Linked DNA regions of Mus musculus: region 1 is linked to region 2. Evidence: chromatin loops called from intact Hi-C (ENCODE). Cell type or tissue: left cerebral cortex. All regions are shown on one strand.

The links. Peaks named below come from ENCODE experiments on the same cell type or tissue, not always from the same donor. Only the 100,000 strongest peaks of a DNase experiment are listed, where the experiment ranks them.
Region 1: it touches region 2 in a loop (2.1-fold over the local background); 2 of 42 quality-filtered maps call a loop at or near these places.

What each region holds. Positions count from the first base shown.
Region 1 is chr2:104,713,901-104,721,900 of GRCm38, forward strand. Pin1rt1 (protein (peptidyl-prolyl cis/trans isomerase) NIMA-interacting 1, retrogene 1) reads right to left here and starts at 2,390. Exons shown (of 2, transcript NM_001033768.2): 1 at 2,185-2,390; 2 at 26-902. The coding sequence starts at 885. The coding sequence ends at 406. It overlaps Depdc7 (DEP domain containing 7), which reads right to left. Exons shown (of 9, transcript NM_144804.2): 9 at 7,884-8,000. In left cerebral cortex, CTCF peaks have their summits at 4,790 (motif pointing right) and 7,618 (motif pointing right); no DNase peak of the experiment used is centred here.
Region 2 is chr2:104,770,329-104,778,328 of GRCm38, forward strand. Qser1 (glutamine and serine rich 1) reads right to left here. Exons shown (of 12, transcript NM_001123327.2): 5 at 7,809-7,925; 6 at 6,991-7,124; 7 at 5,844-6,061. Among named protein-coding and RNA genes, the nearest start is that of Depdc7, 31 kb to the left of the region's middle. In left cerebral cortex, CTCF peaks have their summits at 3,591 (motif pointing left) and 4,656 (motif pointing left); a DNase peak (open chromatin) is centred at 4,650.

The DNA of each region.
Region 1 (8,000 bases), 56 kb before region 2:
ACGAACTTATTTATACATTTTTTAACGGTCCCAGTTTTAATGGAAGGTGTATAGCGTGCTGCATTGCATCTTGAGGCTGAGTTGCTGTGTGTCTGCTTTTTGCAACTGAACAGAGGAATGGAGCATATAACTAACAAGAAAAAAGGCCCTCCTGCCTGCCTCCGAGACCTGGAGGATCAAGTCACCTCTGATCCCCTGAGCCTGGGGGTCTCCCCAACCCAATTGCCCTTCTGAAGTCAATTCCCCCAGGAGCCTGGCTAGGACAGCCCCCAAATGGGGGCAAACAAGGAACGGGATGCTCAGTCCCCCTTCCAGTCACTTTAGGAACAGTACTGTGTGACAGCAGCAGGAAGAGCGTCCATGGGCTTGTGTGGCAGCCGGAGCAGGCTGGCCAGGTGCCTGCCCTCATTCTGTGCGCAGGATGATATGGATGCCTGACTCCGTGAACACGGGCCCACTCATCTCCCCAGTCCGTAGAGCAAACGATGCATCCTCAAACGGTTTCTCCATCTGTCCTCTGCTGAAGGCACCCAGGTCTCCCCTGGCTTTGGCAGAGCTGCAGTCACTGAACTGTGAGGCCAGAGATTCAAAGTCCTCCTCTCCTGACTTAATCTTCCGGATGTAGCCATTGATGAGCTCCAGGGCCTCCTCCTTGCTCCTGGTGATCTTTTCCTGGCGCCAGGATGAGGGCCTCCGAGATTGGCTGTGCTTCACCAGCAGGTGTGAGCAGCGCACCCTGGCAGGCTCACCCTGGCCGTTCTTGCTGCTGCCTTCGCTGGGCCGCTCCCACTGGCTGGCGTTGGTGATGTGATTGAAGTAGTATTCCCGGCCTGAGCTGCGACTCATATACTTCTTCCAGCCGGGCGGCAGCTTCTCGTCTGCCATCTTCGCTCAGGAGTAACCTATAAAATGAGGGTTTATTTAAATAACTAGAGCAAATGGAGGGGAATAATGGTTTCAAACATAAAACACATGTAATTATTACTAAAGATTTAAGCTTGAGCCTCACACACTAAATATAAATATATATGAACACACCACCCTGGGATGCCTAGATGGCTCAGCAAACTTTTGACATGAAAACCAGGCAACCTGAGTTGATTCCTAGAACACACCAGTTAAGGTAGAAGGAGAGAACTGACTGCATACAGTTACACTCAGATCTCAACATGAGCAGTGGCTGGTGTGTTCACATACAATACAGCAGATTAAAAATAAAACAATTCCCAGATGGTTCACTTTAGGAGAATACAACTAAAGAAAGATATTCAACTAATTGAACATTCAATTCTATCTGAATTCAGACTACTGTGCCTAGTTTGCTTTTGTGGGGGATTTGTTTGTTTTTGCTTTTTGAGAAGACCTCTCACTGTGTTGCTAGCTCTTGGCTGGCCTGGGACTCCCTATGTAGATCAGGCTAGCTCTAAATTCACAGAGCTCCAATTGCCTCTGTCTCCCAAATTCTGGGATTAAAGGCATATGCCACCATGCTCAGCTGAAGCAGAAATTCTAAAACTGTATCATCTAAAATCTATTATCAGTAATTCCAGGCAAGAATAAACTTCCCAAGTGATCCAAACATGAAAGCCAGAATGGAACACAGACATACCCTTAGAGAAATCTACCTTCCTTGGGGTTTTAAAACTAAGTAAAAAAAAAAAAAAAAAAAAAAAAAAAAAAAAAAAAAGGCTGGGCGTGGTGGCGCATGCCTTTAATCCCAGCACTTGGGAGGCAGAGGCAGGCGAATTTCTGAGTTCCAGGCCAGCCTGGTTTACAGAGTGAGTTCCAGGACAGCCAGGGCTACACAGAGAATCCCTGTCTCGAAAACAAAACAAAACAAAAACAAAACACTAAGTCTTCCCTGAAGAGGCTAGAGACAACACCAAGACCATTCCATTTTATCTGGGACAATTCATCTGGTTTTTGTTTTGTTTTGTTTTGAGACAGGGTTTCTCTATGTAGCCTTGGCTGTCCTGGAACTGGTTCTGTAGCCCAGGCTGGCCTCGAACTCACAGAGATCTTGTCTGCCTCCGGAGTGCTGGGATCAAAAGCATGCGACGCCACTGCCCAGCTAGGATGATTCATCTGTAATCTTTTGATACTTAAAAGGTTCCCTTTAAATATAAATGTTCATACATGGGCCGGTTCGATCTTTGACTGTAAGGACTGGAAACTCAAACTAACCTTGAGATAAAGTGAGCTCAGCGCCAGACTGCAGTGTGGAGAGAACGGTAACAGCTGTCCCGGAGGTAGACTGTTGTCACCCCCTTGGGACACACAGGATCCCTCTAACTGTTCCTTGTTTCTGGTTTCTTAGTGTTGCTCCCTTGTGTTTTAGATCTAGTCAGTGTATTAAGCAGGGTTCTCCAGAGTCACAGAACGTATGGAAAGTCTCTATATAGTAAGGGAATTCGTTATAATGGCTTACAGTCCGTAGTCCAACTCCCCAACAATGGTCAGCTGTGAATGGGAAGTCCAAGGATCTAGTAGTTGCTCAATCCCATGAGGCTAGTTGTTTCAGCTGGTCTTCTGTAGAAGTAGATTCCCACAGATGGTGCTAGTAAGTAAACGAAAGCAGGCAAAGAGTGAATTTTCCTTATGTAGGCCTTCAGCAGAAGGTGTAGCCCAGATTAAGGGTGTGTACTGCCATGCCTAGATCTGGGCCTTGATTTGTCCCAGGTTGACTTTGAATTTAGAGATCTCCTTGCCTTAGTCTCCTGGGATTAAAGGCCTGTACTACCTTGCCAAGGCCTAAGCTTTTTATAGCCACTATGCCTCAAAATCTCCATGTCAAGGTCCAGGTGAGAAACTTGTGTCTTCCAGCCTCAAGATGTGGATCACAGGTGTGCCCTCCAGATCTGGATTGTAGTTCGTTCCAGATGTAGTCAAATTGACAACCTGGAATAGCCATCACAGCCCGGTAGAATTTGGATTTGCATAAAACCTAGCTCCTTAGTCTGCAGGAGGTTGCCTTTGGATGGAGTGCTCGTCCACAGACGACTCTGCTGAGCAGAGGTCAAGTTTACAGTCACCTAAGCACTGAGCACACAGGTGAGATGGGTCCCTTAGCAGGATCTGAGGAAGACTGGGTGAGAGCACGGAGCTAACAGCGAGGACAGTGACCCAGCATGGTTCTCCAAGGTTTTCAGAGTAGCACTGGTCCTATGGTTTGAAGTTTATAATGTCTTCAGAAAATGACAGCTCTACCATAAAACCTCCTATTCTTGGGCTGATCACCTGGCTCAATGGGTAAGAGACTGCTCAAAGCCTGGCAGCCTGAGCTTGGTCCCCAGGCTCCACAAGGCGGAAGAAACACACGAAGACTGGCAGTTGTGCTGACCTTGCCGTGCCCATTGCATCACACACACAAATGTTATATAGTTTCTAAAAATCTTAGTAAGTTTAAGGTAAGCTCCCTGCTCCAACCCCAGACACTATCTTGCTGTGTAGCTCAGGCTGGCCTGCAACTCACCATCTTCCCATTTCAGCCTCTGAAGTATTGGAATTAGACACAGGACACATCACAGTTGGCTTTTAACTGTGACTATTAGAATGTTTTCCGTGGTCTGACCATTCTGTTAGAATGTTCCTTCCTGAAGCATGAGCAAGTGCTGGGGCCATGGCTCAGCAGTTATGAGTACTGGCTGCTCTTCTAAAGAGGACCTGGGCTTGCTGCCCAGCTTCCACATGGCAGCTCACAACTGCCTAGAACTCCAGTTCCAGGGGATCTGAGCCCCTCTTCTGACCTCAGTAGGCCTCTCTCTCTCACTCTCTCTCTCTCTCTCTCTCTCACACACACACACACACTGTGCACAGGCATACAAAATAAAAGAAATAAAAAGAATGAACAAGCATGGCATGGTGGTACACATCTTTAATTTAAAAAATTTAAGAACTCAGGAGGCAGAGGCAGTTGGATCTCCAAGTTTGAGGCCAGCCTGGTCTAGAGTGAGTTCCAGGCCATCCAGGGTTACACGGGGAACCCATGGCTTAAAAAGCCAAAACCACAAAAAAGAAAAAGAAAAAAAAAAAAAAGCCTGAGCAGTGCTAGCAGTTAGAAACTGAATGTTCCCGTCTTTTCCAGAAGGTGCTAGTTCCAGTAGCCAAAGACTCATGCTTTAACTATGTGCAAAACAAAGATTGTAGACCAGATAGTGTGCAGCCGCTCTGCCAACTATGTGCATCTCACCAGTTTCAGTAGCCTCGATCTGAAAACTTCCTCTCACACTTAAGTCATGATCTTTCACCACTTTTTGTTTTTAAAGGTCTGTTTTAATGTGCATTGGTGTTTTGCCTATGTGTATGTCTGTGTCAGGGTGCCAAATCCCCTGGGATTGGAGTTAGACAGTTGTGAGCTACCATGTGGGTGCTGGGAATTGAACCTGGGTCTTCTGGAAGAACAGACAGGCTCTTAACCACAGTGCCATCTCTCCAGCCCTTCTTTCGTCACTTTTAAAGCTGCCTTTCTTTTTTCTTCTTTCTTTCTTTCTTTCTTTCTTTCTTTCTTTCTTTCTTTCTTTCTTTCTTTCTTCCTTCCTTCCTTTCTTTCTTTCTTTCTTTCAAGATTTATTTAACAGCCGGGCATTGGTGGGGCATGCCTTTAATCTCAGCACTTGGGAGGCAGAGGCAGGCAGATTTCTGAGTTTGAGGCCAGCCTGGTCTACAGAGTGAGATCTGAGCAGCCAGGGCTATACAGAGAAACCCTGTCTCAAAAAACAAAACAAAACACCCCCCCAATAAATTATTTATGTATGTGAATCCACTGTTGATGTTTTCAGACACACCAGAAGAGGGCATCAGATCCCACTACAGATGGTTGTGTACCACCATGTAGTTGGTGGGATTTGAACTCAGGACCTCTGGAAGAGCAGTCAGTGCTCTTAACCGCTGAACCATCTCTCCAGTCCCAAGCCATCTCGATAGTCCCTGCCTTTTTTTGTCTCTTTGGATTTTTGTTTTGTTTTGTTTTTTGAGACATGGTTTCTCCGTGTAGCCCAGGCTGTCCTAGAACTCACTCAGTAGACCAGGCTAGCCTTGGACTTAGAAATCTGCCTGCCTCTGCCTCCCAAGGGTTGGAATTAAAGGTGTGCGCCACCACTGCCCGGCTTGCCTGTTTCTTAATTTTGCCTCAAATCTGTCTTTCCCAAGGTAATTGGTTTCATAAGTACTATAGCTGTCAGCTTTCTGTTTGAAAACTACCTGATGTTAGTTTTGTCAAAAAATAAGAGATCACTCATTGTATGCTAGCAGATTGGGAAATTAAGCTTTCCTACTGCTTTAATGTTTTCTATTACCCTGTTTCTGTATGTGTGTGTATGTGGGTATGTGTGTGTACATATGTGCCATAGCACATATGTGGTCAGAGGAAAACTTATGGAAGGTGGGTCTCTCCTTCTACCATGTGGGTCCTGGGAACTGAACTCAGTTCAACAAGCTTGGTGGTGAGTATCTTAACCCACTGAGTCATGGTATCAGTCCCGAGTTTTCCCTACTTCTTAGTAAGAGACTAACCGGGGAAGTAGCTCAATTAGTAGAATTCTTGCCTTGCATGCACAAAGCCCTAGATTTTGTTTCCAGTGTTGCTTAAGCCCTGTGGTGGTACACACCAATCACCATAGCTCTTGGGAGGTAGACACAGAAGGATCAGGAGTTCAAGGTCATCCTCGGTTACTTTGGGAGTCCAAGCCCAATACACACCTGTAATCCCAGCATCCTATGCTGAGGTGGGAAGGGGACAGAACTGTCTGGAGCCTAGAAAGCCAGCTGGCCTAGAGTGTGCAGAACAGCAAAGCAGAAAGGAGCCTCTGCCTCAGAAACAGGCAGGAGAACCGACCCCCAAAAGTAGTCCTCTGACCGCCACATCCACATTTCCGCACACTCAAGACATGGACTTGTAAAAACAAATTGAAAATTTAAGAAGGCTAAAATAAAATATAAAATTCAGCCTTATAAAATGTTAGGATGAAAAAAGACATATTGTGGTGTTACTTTATAGTACATATCCACCTACTAGCTATGTCTAGTCAGTGTAGTCATTCCTAAATAATCATTAAGTTGGTTAAGATAGCTTAAAACTAACTATATTTAGCAATTTATATGAAATACCGGATACAAAGAAAGATAATGAAGGATTAATGTATTTCCAAAGTGGGTTGGAAACATTGTTTGGATCCTTATTTGAATAACCATGAGGAAGTTGGAGCACAAATTGTCTATTAGTATTAGTTAATATTAAGGCATTATAGAACTTTGTGACAATGATTAGTTTTTTGTTGTTTTTTGAGATAGGGCCTGTTTGTAGCCTTGGCTGTCCTGGAACTCTTTATGTATGTAAACCAGACTGGCCTTGAAATCAGACATCTACCTGCCTCTGCTTCCTGAGATCTGCGATTAAAGGTACGCTTCCCCAGGCCCTGTAGTGGTTAGGTTTTAATGCACTTTGGACAGATGTGCTGAGTGGTAGTGCTGTCTAAAATGTGTTGGAATGATAGCAAAGAACAGACAAGGATACAGACTAAACAATATAGCCCTTTAAGAAATTATGGTTAATACTGTTGATGTGCATATGTGAAAGTTCATTTATTCCAGTCTCTTTTTTATATACTCGAAAGCCCTTCAAATAAGCTTAAAATGTTTAATTTTTTTTTTTAAAACATCTGTTGACTTACAGGTGATTCTGCTAGACTCCTCCCAGGGACTTGAATGATGATCTGCAGCCTGGTGCAGGTGGCACACTGAGTGACATAAAAGAGCTGCTTGCTACCCCAATGTGCTTCCCCCTCCCTCGCTCTCTCTGTTCCCAGGATAGTCTCTTTCTGTCCTCCTCTCCCTTCTCTGCCCTCATGGCTCTGCTCCTGTATACCTCTACCCCTTCTCCAGGTCCTTACTCTCCTCCCTCCCCCAAATAAGCCCCCTTATACCAGCCTGTCACATGGTGTAATTTCTCAGGGGGTAACTTGGAATGGGCCTGCCAGGCACCCCTACTTGAACACTTCATATAGTTCATAACACTTTCGAAAATTAATTTGTGGTAGAGAGTCCACTATATAATCAATGTTAGTTTCTGCTTTAACTCTTTAACACAAAAATACATTAATATTTTAATACAAAACATGCTGGGTGTGGTTTCATTCCAGCACTTGGCACACAGAGGCAGTAGTTCTAGGCCAATTTGGTGTATACAAACTCTGTCTCAACAAAATAAAAACTCCCTAATATGTAACTAGGCTTCCTGTTAAGTATTTTTATTTATTATTAGATGTATTTATGTGAGTGGGTATATAGATGTCCCATGTGTGTACATTACCCACAGAGGTCAGAGAAGAAATGTGAGTGTTGGATCCCTCCGAGTTACACATAGTTGTGAGCCACTACGTAGGTGCTGGGATCGAAACCTAGGTCTTCAACAGCAGCAACAAGTACTTTTACCTGCTAACCCATCTCTCCAGCCCCAGGATATTATTACTTTATTTCTTCTTCCTCTTCTTCCTCTTCCTCCCCCTCCTCCTATTTCTTCTTTTTCTTCCTTCTTCTTCTTCTTCTATAGAGCTTCCATCTGAGGAGGCTTTTTTAAGATTTATTTATTTCATGTATGTGGGTTCACTGCTGCTGTCTTCAAATACACCAGAAGAGGGCATTGCATCCCATTACAGATAATTGTGAGCCACCATGTGGTTGCTGGGATTTGAACTCAGGACCTCTGGAAGAGCAGTCAGTGCTCTTAACCGCTGAGCCATATCTCCAGTCCTGAGTATTTTCTTATATAAATACATTACTGCTCTATCCCCCAAATCCCTATGATTTTTTATATAAATTGAACATAATTATAAATCAACTCATCTAACAGGTCAGATGTTACAGCAACACACCATTCTGAGTAATAGTTTTTGACACATATAAAAATTTTTTTATTAAATACAACTTCAAAAATGTACAACTTCATATTTAGACATCCAAGCTTAAAATTTCTTTAGGCTACATAATCTGCCCTTAAAATACAA
Region 2 (8,000 bases):
TGTGGGAGATGGCTCAGTCAGTAAAGTGTTGGCCATGAAGCATGAAGATCTGAATTCAGATCTCCAGTTACCCATACTTTGTTTGTTTGTTTTTCAGACATGGTTTCTCTATGTAACAGCCCTGGCTGTCCTGGAACTCGATTTGTAGATCAGGATGGTCTTGAACTCACAGATATCCACCTGCCTCTGCCTCCCAAGGGCTGGGATTAAATGCATGTGCCACCATGCCTGGCATGGCACACACTTGTAGTCCTAGCACTGGGAAGGTCGAGACAGGAGGATCCTTGGAGACTTGCTGGCCAGCCATTCTTGCTCAGTCATTAGGCTCCAGGTTCAAATGGAAGAGCCTGTCTCAGAAAAGAAAAAGGTGATGAGGAATGAAGGAAGGCACTGGACAGCAACCTCTGGCTTACACACACTCTCGGGCGCCAACACACACATATGCAAGCATACCTAAGCACAGACATAGACAAAGACATTCTAAATGAGTCGGATTGTGGTGATGCACACTGTAATGCCTGCAGTAGTAGGTAAGACTGGGAGGTCAAGAGTTAAAGGTTATCAACAGCAACACACAAGTAGGCTAGCCTGGTATGCATAACACATTCATAGAAGAGCTTGTTTTGTTCTGTTGATGCAGGGTTTTGCACTTAGCAAGTCTTCAAAAGCATTAACCTCCCAAGTGCTGAGATTATAAGTATTGGACTCACTTTATAGACCAGGCTAACCTTGAACTCAGAGATCCTCATGCCTCTGCCTCCCAAGTGCTGGGATTAAAGGGGTGAGTCACCACATCCAACTCTATTTCTACACTTAAAATTATTACAGGGGGCTGGTGAGATGGCTCAGTGGGTAAGAGCACCCGACTGTTCTTCCGAAGGTCCAGAGTTCAAATCCCAGCAACCACATGGTGGCTCACAGCCATCTGTAACGAGATCTGACTCCCTCTTCTGGAGTGTCTGAAGACAGCTACAGTGTACTTACATATAATAAATAAATAAATCTTAAAAAAAATTATTACAGATTTCGAGTGACATGTATTAATTTTTAAATGCAAACATAGCCTACACATATTAAATTCTATCTAAGAATGCAGGATTAAATGAGATTGGTGGTACATGACTGTAATCCCAGTACTCAGGAGACCTATTAGAGTTCAATAAAGGCCAGGTCTGGAGAGATAGCTCAGCAGTTAAGGGCACTGGATGTTATTCCAGAAAACTTGGCTGGAACTGGAATTCTAAGAAGAAAACTGATGTTCTTTTCTGGCCTCTGTGGGTAGAAGGCCCAAATGGGGTATATATACATAAATACAAGCAAAACAGTCATACCTAGAAAATGAAATAAGTCTTAAAACGAGACCAAAATTGGGAACTAGAGAGACAGCTCAGTGATACATACACGGAGAACGTACACTGCTCCTGGGGAGGATGCAATTTGATTCACAGCATCCAAGGTGAGCAGACCATAGCTGCCTGTAACTCCAGTTCCAAGGGATTCAATGTACCCATTTGACCTCTGCAAACACTGCACTCAAATGCACAAATACACATTCTGACACAGACAAACATGGACAAAACAGACAGACAGACAGACAGATAGACAGACACACACACACAGAGCACATAATTAACAATTTAAAAAAATGTCTGTTGGTTCTAAGTAGTGAGGACCCTGCCTCTAAAATGAAAACCAGGCTGGGCATGGTGGCTTGCACCCTAGCACTAGCAAAGGCAGGTGGCTCTGAACTATACAGTGAATAGTAAGTACACAGTGAGAGCCACTGCTACACAGCAAGATTTTGTCTCAAAAACAAACAAAAACAAAACCTAAAACCTGACAGTATGCTGGGCGATGGTGGTACACACCTTTAATCCCAGCACTTAGGAGGCAGAGGCAGGCGGATTTCTCAGTTTGAGGCCAGCCTGGTCTACAAAGTGAGTTCCAGGATAGCCAGGGCTACACAGAGAAACCATGTCTCGAAAAACCAAAAACCAAAACAAAACAAAAAACCTGACAGTATTTATCAATGATAAGATGTAGCTGATTCCATGTATAATTTAGAATTCTAGAAAACTTGTACCCACTATTGTAAGCTGAACACAATATTTAAAGGCTCACTGATGATATCAGTAGTAGCATTACGGAATTATTTGTCTGTATTGATGACTGAACACATGGTCCCATGCACGACAGACAAATCTCCTACTACTAAGCCACACCCCAACTCTAAATGTTATTTTTTAAATATTCTAAGATAAAACAGGACCAAAGAAGAGTCTTAAGAAGAAAATAATAATTATATATAAAACTCTTAAAATTTTAAGCATTGATGTCCTTGGATTTGATTTTAACCACAACAAAAGCACAAAAAACAGAATCAGTAAGTTGGGCTCCATCAGAATGTAAAACATTTAGAAAGACACCATATAGTATTAATAGTAATACTATATTAATATTTTCAAATCATGCATATAATAAAGTTTAAAGCCCGGAATACAGCCAGTTGAAATGAGGCACACAATCATCTCAGTCCTGAGCAGGCAGAGGCAGGGGAGTCAGGAATTCAAAGCCATCTTGAGCTGTACAGAATTGAAAGCTAATTTGGGCTACAGAGACTCTGTCTCATAAAACAAATTCAACCCAGAGACAAAAATCAAGAAATCCTAAATTTAATCCCAAAAGGACAAGGAACCACTAATAAGCTAGTACTGCAGCCCAGCAGTGGTGGCGCATGCCTTTAATGCCAGCACGTGGGAGGCAGAGGTAGGATCTCTGAGTTCAAGACCAGCCTAGTCTACAGATGAGCTCTAGGAGAGCCAGGACTACACAGAGAAACCCTGTCTAGAAACTGCACCCCAAAGCAAGTAAGGACTAAAGAGACATTCCTGCAAAGAAGATATATAACTGTCCAGTAAGCATTCACAGTTAGTCAGGTAAATGCAAGTCACAAACACAATCAAGTCCAGCAAAAAAGCAACACCAGTAAAAGCACTGGGTGCAAGCCTGATACCTGAGTTCAATACCCAGGACACACACTGTGGAAGGAGAGCCGACTTCCCCAATTTGTCCTTTAACCTCCATGTACACAGTATCGCATGTGCTGTTAACACAAATGAACTGTGAAAACATGCTAAGTCAAAAACCCCAAAACACAAGAACACAATACACTGTTCCATGTGTATAAGAAAATTCAGGCCCAAAAAAGGGCTGGGCTCATGCCTTTAATCCCAGCACTTAGGTGGCAGAGGCAGGTGGGATTCCAGGAGAGCCAGGGCTACAAAGAGAAACCCTGTCTCAAAAACAAACAAACAAACAAAATAAAACAAAACAAAAAACCAAAAGGGGGGTGGGGTGGGGCTAGAGGGTCAGTTTTCTTTGCTTGGGAGTATGATTGTTTAAGTTCAATTGCACCAACATACATCATGCATACACTCTCACAATAATAAACAAACAACACAATGAATTAAAAAAAAAAAAAGGTTAGGGGATGGAGAGATGGCTCAGCAGCTACAAGCACTGACTGCTCTTTCAGAGGTCTTAAGTTCAATTCCCAGCAACCACATGTAATGGGATTTGATGCCCTCTTCTGGTGTATTAGAAGACAGCTACAGTGTACTCATTACATAAAATATTTCATTAAAAAAAAGGAAAAAAAGGTTAGGTTACCAGCATAGAGCAGAGGAAAGGGCTAGACACGGCACAGAGGCTAAAGTACTTGCTGTTCTTGTAGAGAACCCAGGCTTGGGTCTCAGCATCTACAGGGTCATTTACAACCATATGTAAGTCAGTTCCAGAAGATCTTATGCGCCTTCTGACCCCTGAAGGTGCCAGGCACACACATGGCATGCATACAGGCAAAATACTCATATACATAAATAGCTAAAAGTATAACTGTCAGGTTTATGTATCAAGAAATATTGGTAATTATCTGAAAAGACAGTTAACATTGTCTTCCCAACATGCTCTCTTCATATTCTTTAACCAAACTAATACACAGTAACTAATGGAATGTAGACAAATATAAAAATAGAACCAATTGTGTTAATAATAATCAATCACTTACAAATATTTTAAACATTTTAATTTAATTGCTACTTTGTAAATCTAAATAGATTGAGCCTATTTGGAATCCTCAAAGCAGTTCAAGACTATAAGAATATTCTGAAGGAAAAAAAAGAGAATATTCTGAAAGAGTTTAAAAATTACCACCATATAGGCCAGGTGTGGTGCCAGATACCTGTAATCCCAAGCACTTGTGAGGCAGAAAGAAGCAAGTGGGTCTCTGAGTTCAAGGCCAGCCTGGTCTACAGTTCGAGTTCCACACAGAGAAAGTCTCCAAAAACCAATGAATGAACGAATGAATGAATACATAACTAAATGCATGCATACACACAAACACCATAAGCCTGGAGACAGTTTAGTGGGTAAAGATACATCCTGTGTCAAGCCTGATGACTGAACTGATTCTCCTAATAGTCTCCTCTGACCTTCACATATGCCATGCCACATGTACACTTACATATGCATGCACACATGCAAGCATACACACAAACCCAACATGTGAAAATAAAATAAAATCACCAGCATTCAAACCCATGTTATAGGTAATTCTCTTAAAGGTCTGAACACACTGCTTAACTAGTGACACCTAGTGGTCTGCCATGTTATTTATGCAAGGAAAATGTTCCTTTTTACCTGAGGGTATAATTACAAGATGCAGAGGCAGGAGGATCTGTGTTCCAGGACAGCCTGGTCTACAATTTAAGCTCCATGACAGCCAGGACTCCTTAGGGAGACGGTCACCAAGCAAAACAGAACACTTTCCATTCTCCTCTTTCATTTCTGTTTCCACTACTTAGGTTTCGATACCATTTTTGCCTGAAACTGGTCTAATAATTAAATTTAAAATTTCGTCATGTTGCTTTTACTTGAGTTCCTCCAAAAACTCTCCTTTGTTTATAAAGACCCCAGGTTTTCAGCTTTAGCTTGTGTACTGGCTAGTTTTGTGTCAACTTGACACAGCTGGAGTTATCACAGAGAAAGGAGCTTCAGTTGAGGAAATGCCTCCATGAGATCCAACTGTAAGGCATTTTCTCAATTAGTGATCAAGGGGGAAAGGCCCCTTGTGGGTGGGACCATCTCAGGGCTGGTAGTCTTGGTTCTATAAGAAAGCAGGCTGAGCAAGCCAGGTGAGGCAAGCCAGTAAAGAACATCCCTCCATGGCCTCTGCATCAGCTCCTGCTTTCTGACCTGCTTGAGTTCCAGTCCTGACTTCCTTGGTGATGAACAGCAGTATGGAAGTGTAAGCCGAATAAACCCTTTCCTCCCCAACTTGCTTCTTGGTCATGATGTTTGTGCAGGAATAGAAACCCTGACTAAGACAGCTTGGCTTCAACAGCCTTCCATTTTCCCTTCATCCTCCTTTGTCTTTACTGTTATGAAATTATGAATGAGAGTCAGTAAAATTTCCTCAAGAGTCATATGGTGGATAGTTTAGCATTTTTCTGGTCACATGGTCTCTATACCACAACTCAAAACTGCAACTAAATGAAATCATGTATTTCCAAACAGTAGCTGTGGAGCTGTATTCCAATAAATTATCCACAAAAGTTGGGTAGCAAACAGCGATGTCTGTAAGCAAGTCTGCCAATCTCTGTCCTCTACATGTGTAGGCTAGATGTGTTCTGTTGGGTGTGGTTTATACAAAGCATAGTGAACTTTGTACAGTAGCATCACTCTGGTACTAAGCAAACCCGATCTGAACTGCCACCACCACCATCCCCCTTCACTCCTGCACACCACCTGTAAGCATCAAAACACTAATTTCTTGGGGAACTCACCCTCATCCTCACTACTGCTAGAACGGACCTCAGGAGATGATTCAGATTGTGATGATGAAAATTCTTCCTTCCATTTCTTCCTTTTCTTTGGTGGTGGCTCAGCCTTTATTTTGAGCTGTTTAGCTTTGGGTTTTGTAGACGGGGTTTTTGTAGTTGTAGTTTTTGATACTGGTGGGTCAGAAGTTTTACTGATACTACTTGGCTTAGATGGAATATTTCTGCAATGTTAAAACAAATTTTATTAAAATCATTAAATCTTTTAAGATTAAAAAAGAGAAAGGACTTTTATGATTTATAAGAAAATAATAAACTTGCTCAGACCAACACTTCCAAAATAAAGTCCATGTGCTATATACAACTCAAATGACTCCCACAGCATTGTCATGAAATAGATTGAGACTGGAACTCTATGTTCAATTATTAAGGGGATATTACCTCAATCTTTATCTCTACCAAACTCCGTATGGATTCATTTTCCAGAGAATATGAGATGTGGAAAGCCAAATCTAGCTCTGATGCTGTGGTGGCCACGAAGTTCTGATGTACAAATGCATCAGGCTGAGACCTCTTAAGATTTGTCCCATGCTAAATCTCAAAATGGGCGGTGATCTTAATTAAACTAGGCCCACTGATGACAGCAGATTGATTAGAGTATCTAGGGTCATCCGCACATTCGAATACCTATCACACAGTTAGTCAGACTAGTTACCTTCTAGATTCATGCTGCAGACAACCCAGGCACATTGATCTAGGATAGGAATTCACTGTGTGCTGACCTGATAATGCACTTGTCTGTGTGTCCCCTAACCCCCAATTATCTTGCTGTAACCTTGACATTCATTTATTTCTTTCACCCTATTGATGGCAAAGAGGGCTTCTGAGAAGTTCTGTCACAAAGAGCTAGATTCAATAAAATTTGCTCCTTCTGTTTTTTTTCCATTTTACTACAGTGACACCAAAAAGACCCAAGCAAAGAAGGAACCTATTCTACCAGAGAGCCACTAGCTTTACAATGTCTACCCCATTCTCTGAAAAGGATTCACCTACTGCAAAAGGTATTGCAGCATTCAGTCCTAACTGACAAGATAGATCCTTTAAACAATAATAATAACCAAATAAGCCAATAAATACATAAGAAAACAAATACCTGATAGTTTGTGAAGGCTTATTTCTTGGCTTTTTGGAACACACTCTGACATATTCCTTTTTGTTTGCATTTTCAATGAACTTCACATATATCCTTTTGTATTTAGTTTTTGCATCTCCAAAATACCCAAGGTACTAAAGAAAAAAAGTATTTTAATTATACAATTATATAGTCTACACATAAATATTATGCTGTTAAGTTCACAGCCACCCATCCTTTGTAGTTTCCAAAATATATCCATAACCAGACCAGACCAATTTTATCCTGATTTTAAGAATGGGCAGGGAGAAAGCAGGAGAGAGAGAGAGAGAGAGAGAGAGAGAGAGAGAGAGAGAGAGAGAGAGAGAGAGAGAGAGAGAGAGAGAGAGAGAGAGAGAGAGAGAGAGAGAGAGAGAGAGAGAGAACGCTCAAGGGAGTAAGCACACATGAGCACGTATGAGTGAGAGCTGGTACCTGAGGAGTTGGAGTTAGAGGAAGTTGTGAGCTTCCTACCATGAACTCAGGTCCAGGTCAAGAGTAGTATGCGCTATTAACTCCAGAGCTATCTTCTCAGCTGTTACTTCACTGTGCACATGTGTCTGTGTGAATGCGTGCATGAGTGCAGGTGTCCTCAGTAATTAGAAGAGAGCATAGGATCCCTAGAGCTGGAGCTATCATTCCACCTGCTTTGTAGGTCTTAGGAATGGATTCCAGGTTCTCTGCAGGAGCAGCCTGTGCTGTTATCAATCAAAAATGTTGATGCATCTGACATCTGACCCCACCTCTGTTCATCCAAGGGTCAGCTTAGAAAAGCGGATAGAATCAAGCATTTCACTTACACTATTTGTAGCTGCAAATTCTCTTTGCCCATCTCGAATTTCAGGAACAAATTTCTGTAACAAAGCTTTCTGTACTTTCCAAATAGCTGGGGGCTCTTTTCCCGTATTTAAAGCCTCCTATAATAAGCAGAATTAATTACATTTAGGAAAATATGATCATGCTTATATTTATAGACTGTTACTGTGAGTGGG